Linked DNA regions of Homo sapiens: region 2 is linked to region 1. A link is a contact called in ENCODE Hi-C data. All regions are on one chromosome and are shown on one strand. Each heading gives the region's core, a stretch centred on a gene start or an enhancer-like site at or near the end of the contact. The rest is flanking DNA. Distances are from core to core; before and after follow the strand shown.

Region 1 (6,083 bases), core at 1,648-4,147:
GCATGGAGCAGAATCATCCCACTGGCTTAGACCAGCCAGCCTGTTATGCAAGAGAGAAATAATTTGTCTTACTAAAGCCGCTATATTTTAGAGTCTCCTTGTTACAGCAGCCTCCACATTATCCAAGCACAGGCTTCTCTATGGTAGCGTATTACATTGTCTGTGCTTTGTAATTATTTGTATAAATGTCTTATCAACTTTCTTTGGAAGTTAACTCCTAATCGGTCTTCCTGCTTCCTATCTTGCCTCCTACACTCTGTTCTCAGTAGCTGGGGTGATCTTTTTAAAAGGGAAGTTAGATTATGTCACTCTTTGCTAAAAATTCTTACTCAGTTAAAGCAAAAACCCCTAAAATAACCTATAAGGTTCTGCATGATCAGCACTCTCCCCACAATCCCTTTTTTTTTTTTTTTTTGGAGACAGGGTCTCTCTCTGTCACCCAGGCTGGAGGGCAGTGGCGCGATCTCGGCTTACTGCAATCTCTGCCTCCCAGGCTCAAGTGATCCTCTCATTTCAGCCTCCCCAGAAGCTGGGACTACAGGTGCTTGCCACCATGCCCAGCTAATTTTTGTATTTTTTGTAGAGATAAGGTTTTGCCATGTTGCCCAGGCTGGTCTGCAAATCCTGAGCTCGAGTGATCCGCCCGCCTCGGCCTCCCAAAGTACTGGGATTACAGACATGAGCCATCGTGCCCACCTGAGTCCCCCAATCACTGTTTTGTTTTGTTTTGTTTAGACAGAATCTCACTCTGTCGCCCAGGCTGGAGTGCAGTGGTGCGATCTCCGCTCACTGCTGCAACCTCTGCCTCCCAAGTTCAAGTGATTCTCTTGCCTCAGTGGGACTACAGGTGCCCACCACCACGCCTGGCTAATTTTTGTATTTTTTGTAGAGACGAGGTTTCGCCACGTTGCCCAGGCTGGTCTTGAACTCCTGAGCTCAAGTGATCCGCCCACCTCGGCCACCCTGAGTGCTGGGATTACAGGCGTGAGCTACCGTGCCTGGCCGGCCTCCAATCACTCTTATCTCATTGACCTCACTTTCCTCCTTTTCTCTTATAGATACATTCCACCTCCACCACACAACACTCGTCCCGCATTGGTATTCCTCAAACAAGCGAGATACATCTGCCTTAGGGTATTTGCCCTTTCTGTTCTCTTTGCTTATCGAGATATCAACATGGCTCATTTTTTTGTTTTTTTTTTCCTCCTTCAGGTCTTTGCCCAAATGTTACCTTCCAAGACAGGTCTTCTCTGACCACCCTACTTAAAATTGTACTCCTCTCCTCTACACTCTGGCACATTATCCCACTTTCCTTGCCTGATTTTTTTTTCCACAACACTTATTGCCATTTGACATACTATGCATTTTGCTTATTTACATGTTTATTGTTTGAGAATGTAAACTCCATGACAGCAGGGTATTTTTAATTGTTTACTAATGTATTCTTGTGCCAATACACAGGGCCTAGCACATAAAGAATGTTCACTAAATATTTATTGAATGAACGAATCCCTTGGGGCAAATACTTTGTAGTCCCCTCAACGCCTTGCACACTGCCTTGCATGCAATAGAACACTCAGTAAATATTTGATGAATGGCCTATGATGGAAGACTACTAATATTCTGCCTTGCAGTTTACTTCCTTCTCCAAGTATTCCTATATACATGGGCCTACATTAAATTTCTGAGCTTGTAAAAGTGCAAAAAAGGTCAGAAGGAGAAGTCCTCCATGGACACTGCTGAAAATAGCAGTAAGACAAAGACAGGATGCTGCTTTGAGTATTTTCTGCCTTTGCCACTTAGATAAATCCCTCTCCCACCTCCATCTCAGTTTTATCATATGTAAAACGACTATATGATCTCTGAGGTCCCTTCTATTTTTACATTTGGTAGTTATGAGCACTATGGTCACTTTTGATTCCAGAATTGTATGATTTTTATCTTCTCCTAACCCATGCTTAAAATATGCTTAATGGAAACATGGTGCAAGAATAAAGGCTCACTTAGGTCCAATTAACAAGTATCGCTATAAAAATAATAAAACATGGTGTAAAAGGCCACATTAGCAACATGTAGCTGATGACATTGAGGCTTACATGAGGCAGACAGGACTAAAACCCAGGTTTTTTCAAATCCCTTCAGGGCTCTTTATCTGAAGTCCCATAGAACACTATACTTTCTTTCCTTTCCGAGGGCTATAAAAGTTAGATCTTTATTGTCCAGATAGTTTGGAAAATCCATCTTCCTTCACTTGTTTCAACATACTTGGTTCCAGCACTAGAAACAAAACAACTTTCTCTTGCAGTGTCTCTTGGATGATTCAGGTGGCATGCCTTCAGTCACTTCCCCCATGTAAACTGTCTTGCAGGCAAAGGCGACACTGCAATTACAATGGGCAAGCAAACTCCTTGCATGCACGTCTGTGATGTAAAAGTGTTTTAATTCAGCCCCATCCTTATAAAGAGATAAAAAATGTGTTCAGAAACATGCAAACTCGTGGCTGTCATCCTGATAAACAGATTTTCTTAAAGGAAACTGTAAACCAGAGCCAGACTTACTTTCCTGCGCTGAGGGAGGGGAAATAAAAAAGCAGGCATGGTTGATTTCCCGCTAGCGGGAACGATCTGGCCTCAGACGTCACCAGCATCCCTCCACCCCCAGTCCAACGTCTCCTGTCCCCAACAGCCTAGCTACAGGGGGCCGGGCTATGGGTTAGTCTCGCCCCCGTTCATGCTCTTCACCCAATACCTGAGAGAATCGGAAGGAGGCAGAGCTACACCGAGGACCAAACCCCGCCCTTCGCTCCCTCTTAGCTAATCGTTGCCAGCGGGGTGTGGACTTCGCCGCTGACCCCACCTCCGCCGCTTTGGGTAATTTAGAGCCGCGCGCCGGGCGGGAATGTAAGATGGCGGAGTAGCAACGCAAAGCGCTTGGTATTGAGTCTGTGGCCGACTTCGGTTCCGGTCTCTGCAGCAGCCGTGATCGCTTAGTGGAGTGCTTAGGGTAGTTGGCCAGGATGCCGAATATCAAAATCTTCAGCGGCAGCTCCCACCAGGACTTATCTCAGAAAATTGCTGACCGCCTGGGCCTGGAGCTAGGCAAGGTGGTGACTAAGAAATTCAGCAACCAGGAGACCTGGTAAGGACCAAGTTGGGACCCTGACTAGACCTCACCTGCCCAGGCGGCAGAGTATAGGAGGGATGGGGTCGCCGCTTGAGCTCAAACAGACTGGGGGTTGGGGGGAGAGGGTGCAGCTCTGTGACTAGCCTACCCCACGGGCTGTTTCCGTTATTTTACCTCTCGCGGGAGGGTCACGTTCATTCTTACCGTGCGGTGGGGTGGAGTCAAAAGATGGAGTGTGAGGCGAAGCTTCTGCGTTTGAGGGCAAGGGCTGGGGGACCCAATAGATAGTGGCTGCATAGAGCGACGAGAGGGGACCGACGCTTAGCCAGGGCGGTAGGGACACGTGGCTTGGCTTTGCTGTTGAGCCACCCAGGCTGGACTGGGTTGCTTCAGCTCTTAGACTAGCTTGCATTTAGAGAGCCTACCTGCGTACTGAGCTCTCCTGGTCTTTCTTTTCCTAGAGTCCAATAAGCAGCTTTTTGATTCGAAATGGTGTTGGTCCGTTCGGCTTGGTGTTGAGGGAAACTGACATTATATACTGCAGGCGCCAAAATTATTACGACTTCCCTTAGATCAGCAAGCGTTGGCTTTTCTCATCTTATGAATCATCTACCTGAGTAATTGGAGCCATAAATCTAGTTGATTTGTTAAAGTGATGCGTTGACTCTGCATCCTTGATAGCCAGCATCTCAGCTTGAGCCATCCAAAAAATCTTGGAAATCTCAATTCTGGAATGTTTGACCTTCCCCAGTGCAGCTAGTGGTACAGATAATGCAAAAGCGTATTTTTCAGTAACCGAGTCCATCCTGGACTTGGCTCCTTCTTTAAGCTCTGTGTAGGGAATTTAGGAAACAATTTTATACCTGAATGTTAAAGATAATTGAGGACAGGCAATGTAGTGGAAGACTAGGATTGGACAGTGCATTGCAACTTGCGTTTTTTCCATTGCCTTGCCAGTAAAACTTGCTTCCTCGACTCCGACTTACACCCTCTACCGGCACCATGGGACTGTTTTAGAGATGACTTGGTTACCTGATTATTTCAGTGCCCCTTCCACCTAAGTGTGGGATCTTTAGTTTCTGATAGGTGTAATTTGTATTTTATTGTTACCCTATCGATTAAATCAGAGCCCTGCCCACAATCTTACAGATTTGTTAAGGGGAAAGTTTTCACCTAATAATCAGATAAGAATATTTCGAATATTTTTTCCTAAATGTTTTTGCTTACTTTTTTGCTTTCTTTGGACTGATTTCCAAGTTTAACTCGCCTTATCTCTTTTAGACCCAGCTGATAAAGTAATGTCACCGATAATGGACAGCTTCTTCCCGAATTATTGTGCTACTGATTGTGATGCAAATGATAGTGTAAACATTGCCATCTGTAACCAGGCAATACCTTAGTTAAAAGAGGCTTACAAACTGCTGTCTTTAGATTTTTCCAAACCATTATGGCTCATGGGCCTTAATAAAGAATACAAAACAGGACTAGACTTTGTGATTGGCAATATAGTTAGGGGACAAGAATGTTTTTCATTTAGAGGTTTTCTTTGGCCCCTGTGGATATTTAATCCTTTTCCTATGCGTCTAGGAAAAATGTGAAGGCATGAAAGCTTTATTTTCTCCTTGTGTTAATCCTTCTGCCCTCTGCATAATGCAGCACCCCAGAACCTGAGGCTATATTGGGAGAGGAGAGGGGGAGGACAACTTAGTTTTCTACTGATTGATTTCTATTAAGTCCAACATGGATAATTGCTGACTGGTTAGATTTTCTTGTTTCTGGCTTAATCATTAGCTTCTTGTTTCCTAGATATTCTGAAATCTTCATTGAACATAATCACATTTTTTTTTATGGAGTTCCCCCTATCTTTGTTTTTCCTATACTGAAGAAATGGTAACTGCTCCCTATAACTGCTCCCCCAGGTGACTCTTGGTTGATGCTCTCTTGAGCAGAGTAGCTTTTCTTCTAACATAAGGATCATCCTTGGCTGTCTGGTTATTTAGGAAACACACACACACACACACACACACACACACACACACGGAGGGGGTGGGTGTTAAAAGTGCTGAAATCAGAGAACTTGGATCTGAATCCTTAACCTTTCTTTGCCCCAATAATCTAATCTGTAAAGTAGTACCTACCCATACTGTTGTTATGAGGATTAAATGAGATAGAAGTAAAGTTCTTAGGATCTTGTCCAAAACATAATAAGTACAACAGTAAATGTTGACAAGAAGGGGTGGTGATAATATTGCAGAAAATGTGGAAAATTTAGAACACGGAAGGGAGAAGATATGCCTCTTAATTCTGCCACCTGACATAAATGTCACATTATCATTTCTGACCTCCCAGATATTTGTGTAAGATACACTTTTTCAAGAATGTTTAATACATTTATAGCTCTCTTCACTTAGCAATATATTTTGAACAGTTTCTCCCTTTAATATTTAGTATATATGATTTTCTTTTTTTATTATTAAAGATTTTAATTTATTTTTTAGAGATGAGGTCTCACTATGTTGCCCAGGCTGGAGTCCAATAGCTACTCACAGGCACAATCATAGCACACTGCATCCTCAAACTCGCGGGCTCAAGTGATCTGCCTGCCTCTGCCTCTCAAGTAGTTGAGAATACAGGCATGCACCACTGAGGTGGGCTAGTTCATGTAATTTTAAATAGCTATATAGTCTTACCTTATGGTTATGCCATAATTTTATATAACCAAATTCTTATTGGACATTTCCAGTTTTTGATCTAATGCTTTTATATGAAAATCCATGAACATAAATCTTTGACCATTTCTGATTATTTCCTTAGAATAAATCCCTAGGAAGGTAATTATTAAGTTAAAGGGTAGATACCATTTTTCAGGCTTTTGATACCTGTTGCCAAATTATTCCCCAGAAAAGTTGAACAAATCTGTCTCATCAGCAGTAATACAATATTAATAATATTTATTTATG
Region 2 (6,259 bases), core at 2,418-4,917, 490 kb before region 1:
CTCTTATTGATATACCTTCTGAGAAAGTTCTGTTTTTATGGAAACTCAAATGCTGCCTTAGAAATCACTCCTAGATGAAATGTTTCCCATAATAACTTGTCAAGAACTTTTTAGAGTTCTTACATAAAAATAATTGCTGTGTAGCTTTCAGTCTTTTAATGTTTTATTGCATTTTACTGGCTATACACACATATCCAGTCATAACACAACTTATTTTACCAGAATCATTTGGGACCAGACATGAATTGGATTTTTAAAATACAGTTTGGGCTGGGTGCAGTGGCTCACACCTGTAATCTCAGCACTTTGGGAGGCCGAGGTGGGAGGATCACTTGGACCTAGGAGTTTGAGACCAGTCTGGGTAACGTGGGGAGGCCCCGTCTCTACAAAAAATTTTTTAGAATTAGCTGGACATAGTGTCGTATGCCTGTGGTACCAGCTACTGGGCAGCTGGCCTGGGAGGATGGCCTGGGATGGGAGGTCGAGGCTGCAGTGAGCTGCGTTTGCGCCTCTGTACTCTTGCCTGGGTGACACAGTGAGACCCTGTCTCAAAAAATAAGTAAAATGAAATACTTGTAAATGACTTTAGGGACCCTTCTGAGTCCTTTAAATTCGAGGTTTTATTAAGTTAAGTATATAAGTTTTCCTTTGAGGCTGTTACAAATTACTTCAAACTCAGTGAGTTAACACAAATGTATTGTCTTATAGTTTTGTAGGTGAAAAGTGTGACAACGGGTCTTACCTGGCCTAAATTCAAAGTGCTGGCAGGAATGCATTCCTTTATGGAGTTTTTGGGGTTGGGGGCAAATCCATTTCCTTGTTTATTCAGTTGTTGGCAGAATTCAGTTCTTTGCAGTTGAAGGATCAAAGTCTCCTTTCCTTGCTGTCTGTTAGCTGAGGGTCATTTCTAGCTTCTGAAGGCTGCCTTCATTCCTTGGCTCATGATCCCCTTTTCTTCAGAGCCTGCAATAGTGGGTGAAGTCCCTCTCCCATTTTGAATCATTCCTGTTACTTCTTCCATCATCCCTCTCTCTGACCTACCCTGCTGTCTTCCATTCCTACTGTTAAATGTCTATTTGATTACTCTGGGCCCACGTGGATAATCTCCCTATTTTAAGATCGATAACTTTTTTTTTTTTCCTTTGGGACAGGGTCTCGCTCTGTCGCCCAGGCTGGAGTGCAGTAGCATGACCGCGGCTTACTACAGCCTTGAACTCCCGGGCTCAGGCAGTCCTCCCACCTCAGCCTCCTGAGTGGGTGGGACTGCAGGCACACACCACCATGCCTGGCTGTTTTTTTACATTTTTTTTAAGAGATGGGTTCTCATTATGTTGCCCAGGCTGGTCTTGAACTCCTGGGCTCTGGTGATCCTCCTGTCTTGGCCTCTCAATGTGCTGGGATTGCAGGCATGAACCACTGCACCCTGCTGAAGGTGTATAAGATTAATTCTGGCCGGGCGCAGTGGCTCACGCCTGTGATCCCGGCACTTTGGGAGGCGAGGCGGGTGGATCACGAGGTCAGGAGTTTGAAACCAGCCTGGCCAACATGGTGAAACCCCGTCTCTACTAAAAATACAAAAATTATCCAGGTATGGTGGCACACACCTGTGGTCCCGGCTACTCAGGGTGCTGGGGTGGGAGAATTGCTTGAGCCCGGGAGGTGGAGGTTGCAGTGAGCTGAGATTGCACCACTGCACTCCAACCTGGGCGACAGAGCGAGACTCCATCTCAAAGACAAAACAAAACAAAACAACATTAATTCCATCTGCAAAGTCTCTTTTGCTAGGTCATTTAACATACACAGGCATAATACTAGGGATTAGGGCATGGAAGTCTTTGGGGCCTATTTTTAGTCTACTACAATAAGTATTTTATCTAGGAACAGAAAAAGAATTTTGAAGTGCTTAAGGATAAAGGAACAATTCCAAATATTCCAGATGTAATTTTGCTCCTTTCCCACTTGAGAAAGATTATTGAAATTCAGCTGTATTAGTCATTTTATCATGGCAGTAAACTAAATCTGTGCTAGTTTATATTTTTTAAGTAAATTATTCACACCCTTTGATACTTTGTTACAGGTTGACCTGTGTAAAATTGCCAATATTTTATTGTTTCTGACTACAAAAAACAGCAATTTCCTATAGTTTAACCTAGCACCAGTAAGTTAAAATATACCTCATGTTAATTACATCTCACAATTGATGGAGATAAAACTATTTTAACAGATTAGAGAGCTAACGTTCTAGGATGAATAATTTTTTTTTAAATCAAGTTCTGGCTCTGTCGCCCAGGCTGTAGTGCAGTGGCGCAGTCTGGGCTCACTGCAACCTCCGCCTCCTGGGCTTAAGCCATCCTCCCACCTCAGCCTCCCTAGTGGCTGGGACTACAGGCGTGTGCGACCATGCCCAGCTTATTTTTGTATTTTTTGTAGAGACGGGGTTTTGTCGTGTTGCCCAGGCTGGTGTCGGACTCATGAGCTCAAGTGGTCCTCCTGCCTCGACAAGGTGCTATAATTACAGGTGTGAGCCATCATGCCTGGCCCAAAGAATTTTTTTCTTTCAAAAGTTTTGTATTTCATTGGAAAATGACTTACCTTGATAAAAAGCATTTTAAAATCATAAGCAGATGATTATAAGCAATCATCTATATCCCAATGTCTACATGACTTTTTAATTTTTTTATTTTTTGATAGTCTGTCACTCTTGTTGCCCAGGCTGGAGTGCGGTGGCATGATCTTGGCTCACCGCAACCTCTGCCTCCCAGGTTCAAGCGATTATCATGCCTCGGCCTCCCAAGTAGCTGGGATTATAGGCATGTGCCACCATGCCCAGCTAATTTATGTGACATTTTTTTAGTCTCAGCTTTTAATAAAAAGCTTATTGTTTCCCCCTTATGTATGTATAGGAGAGCATGCTAATTGCCTGACCCAATGATCTGTTCTCCCTTTTTTGCTTTGTATCAGAATCCCATAATTTATTCAGGTTAGCAATGTGCCTAGCTTTCCTTGCAGATACATGTGGTCATATGACTAAGTTCTGGAATTGACATGGAATAAGAAGTGCTGAGTGATGGGAAAAAAAAGAAAAAAGAAAATAACAAGTGCTTAGTGGTGCTTCTGGGAAGTTTCTTTAAACTTAAAGGCTTAAGGGGAAGCAGGTGGGCTCATCTTCTGTTCCTGCTAGAACATGGATGTGGTAGCTAGAGCTCCAGCAGGATTCTTGGACTTCAAAGTAACCTTGGAAATAGAAGCCATGAATGGCAGAGCAGCAATATAGGAGACTGGGTCCTGATACTGTGAGATTACCCTGGACTGCTATGAGTAAAGGGTTAATAAAACCTTTTCTTTCTCCCTGGTGAAATGACCTCGAGTTTGGCTTTCAACACTGTTTCTCTGGAAACCTACTAGGCAAGGTAATAATGGAATGTCAGCTGTAATATTAGGCAATATTATTTATGATTAAAAATGAGCCCTTAGCTGGGCGCGTTGGCAAAAATAAATAAATAAATAAATAAGGAGAATGCAGTAGTCCTCCCTTAGGCATGGTTTCACTTTACGTGATTTCAGTTACCAGTGGTCAACTGTGGTCAGAAAATGTTAAATAAAAATTTCTAGAAATAAACCATGTATAAGTTTTAAATTGTGCACCATTCTGAGTAGTGTGATGAAATCTTACACAGTTCAGCTCTGCCCCACCCAGGATGTGAATCATCCCTTTGTCTAACAACACCCACGCTGTATATGCTACCCTCCAACCCATAAGTCACTTATTAAAAAGAAGGAGAGTTTGCAAATCAATAATCTTAAGTTCTTACCTTAAGAAAACAGAAAAAGAGCAAAATTAACCCAAAGCAAGCAGAATGAAGAAAATAACAAAGAGTTGTTATCAATGAAATTGCAAACAGAAAAATCACAGAAAAACATCGAGACAAAAAGCTGACTCTGAAAAAAATCAATAAAATTAATAAACCTCTAGCAAGACAGAAAAAAAAATAGAGAAAACACAAATCACCAAAACCAGGAAACAGGGTATACCACTACAGATCCTACTGCCATTAAAAGGGTAAAAAGGAAATCCTATCAACAAATTTATACTCATAAAGTCAACCACTTAGCAGGAATGCACCAATTCCTAAAAGACTACAAACTATGAGATCTCAACCAAGATGAAACAGATAATCTGAATAGTCCTGGAAACATTAAAGAAATTCCATTTGTAACTTAAAAGCTCTCAAAAACAAAATATCCAGGCCCAGATAACTTTACTGGAAAATTCTACCAAGCACTTAAAGAAGAATTAATACCAATTATTCACAAATCCTTCTAAAAAATAAAGGCCAGTATTATACTATTACCAAAACCTGGCAGAAACAGCAAAAGAAAACAAAACAAAAAATGCCCCAAACTACCAACCAATACATATCATGAACACTTGAAAAATCTCTCATACATTTAAAAATCCTCAACAAAAGACTAGATGTATTTGGCTACAATGTATAAAAGGAATTATAAACCCTGACCAAGTAGAATTTATTCCACATATGTAAGGCTGACTCAAGATTGAAAATATATCAACGTAGGCTGGGCGTGGTGGCTCATGCCTGTAATCCCAGCACTTTGGGAGGCTGAGGTGGGTGGATCACCAGATGTCAGGAGTTCGAGAGCAGCCTGACCAACAAGGTGAAACTCTGTCTCTACTAAAAATACAAAATTAGCTGGGTGTGGTGGCACGTCTGTAATCCCAGCTATTTGGGAGGCTGAGGCAGGAGAATCGCTTGAACCTGGGAGGCGGATGTTGCAGTGAGCCAAGTTTGCACCATTGCACTCCAGCCTGGGCAACAAGAGTGAAACTCTGTCTCAAAACATAAAATAAAATAAAATTATTATATCTCAATGTAATCCACTGTATCATGAGTTAAAGAAGAAAAATCATGATTATGTCAATTGCTACAGAAAAGGAATTTTGACAAAATCCAGTACCTGTTCATGGTAAAACAAACAAACAAACAAAAACTCCCAGAGGGGAATTACCTCAACTTGATAAAGGGCGTCTACAAAAAAAATCTACAAATAACATCATACTTAAGGTGAAAGACTGAAGACTTTCCACATAAGATCAGGAACAAGGCAAGGATGTCTGCTCTTATCACTACTACTCAACATAGTATACTGGAAGTTCTAGCCAGTGCAAAAAGACAAGAAAAAGAAATAAATGACATACAGATTGGAAAGGAAGAAATAATACTCTATTTGCAGATGACATAACTGTCTATAAGGAAAATTCCGAGGAATCCACACAAAAAAACCGCCTAGAACTAACAAGTGAGTTCAGCAATGTCAAAAGATATAAAATCAACACACAAAAATTGTGTTGATTTTACACTAACAAAAACTTGCGTAACATAATACCATTCATAATCACTACAAAGTAATAAAATACTAAGGTATAAATCTAACAAAACCAAAACATGTATGTGATGTGGGTGATGAAAATTACAAAATGCTCATAAAAGAAATCAAAGAACACCTAGATAAATTTTGGGACATATGTTCATAGATGGGAAGACTCAACACAGTAAAGATGTTAATTCTCCCCAAATTGATCTATAGGTTAAATGCAATTCCTATCAAATCCCAGGACATTTTCATGGAAACTAAAACAATCTTGACAGAGTAGAATAAAGTGAGAAGAATCATTCTACCAGATACTAAGGCTTCTTACTGTATGGCTATAGTAATGAAAGCATTGGGGGAAAGACACATAGACCCATAGTATAGAGACCTCAGAAAAAGACCCACACAAATATGTCAAACAGGTTTTTTGTTGTTGTTGTTTTTTAAGGCACAAAAGCAATTTAATTGAGGAAGGATACTTTTTCAAAAATGGTGCTGGAACAACTGGATATTTGTAGGAAAAAAAAGAAGAATCTTAATCTAAGCCTCCTATCTTATATAAAAATTAAATCAAAATGGGTCACAGCCTTAAATGTAAAATGATAAAACTTGTAGAAAAAAGATATAGGAAAAAATCTTGGGGATATGGGGCTAGGCAAAAAGTTCTTAGACTGGACACCATAAACATAATCCATAAAATAAAACTGATCAAATGCATTGCATCAAAATTAAAAAACTTTGTTCTGTGAACAACTCTACTAAGAAAATGAATAGATAGGCTACAGACTGCGAGAAAATATTTGCAAACCACATATGTGACAAAAGACTTGCATCTAGAACACATGAAGATTCTCAAAACACAACAGTA

Evidence for each region. A loop is a pair of places that touch in the nucleus more often than their neighbours do. Pooled maps may share reads with other maps.
Region 2: a map with no recorded cell type shows a loop between it and region 1 (18-fold over the local background). The contact joins the enhancer-like site here to the promoter of PRPS1 in region 1. A Hi-C loop is called at or near these places in 1 of 168 maps with a recorded cell type or tissue (CD4-positive, alpha-beta T cell), 1 of 37 single-sample maps with no recorded cell type and 1 of 50 pooled maps.

What each region holds. Positions count from the first base shown.
Region 1 is chrX:107,625,613-107,631,695 of GRCh38, forward strand. It overlaps PRPS1 (phosphoribosyl pyrophosphate synthetase 1), which reads left to right and starts at 2,898. Exons shown (of 7, transcript NM_002764.4): 1 at 2,898-3,138. The coding sequence starts at 3,017. RefSeq lists a silencer at 2,736-2,785.
Region 2 is chrX:107,132,209-107,138,467 of GRCh38, forward strand. All of the region lies in intron 8 of NUP62CL (nucleoporin 62 C-terminal like), which reads right to left. It also overlaps the pseudogene GTF3C6P2. Among named protein-coding and RNA genes, the nearest start is that of RBM41, 17 kb to the left of the region's middle. Within about 2 kb of position 3,668, at least 5 of the 41 ENCODE cell types and tissues checked have a DNase peak (open chromatin) inside an H3K27ac peak, as active enhancers do.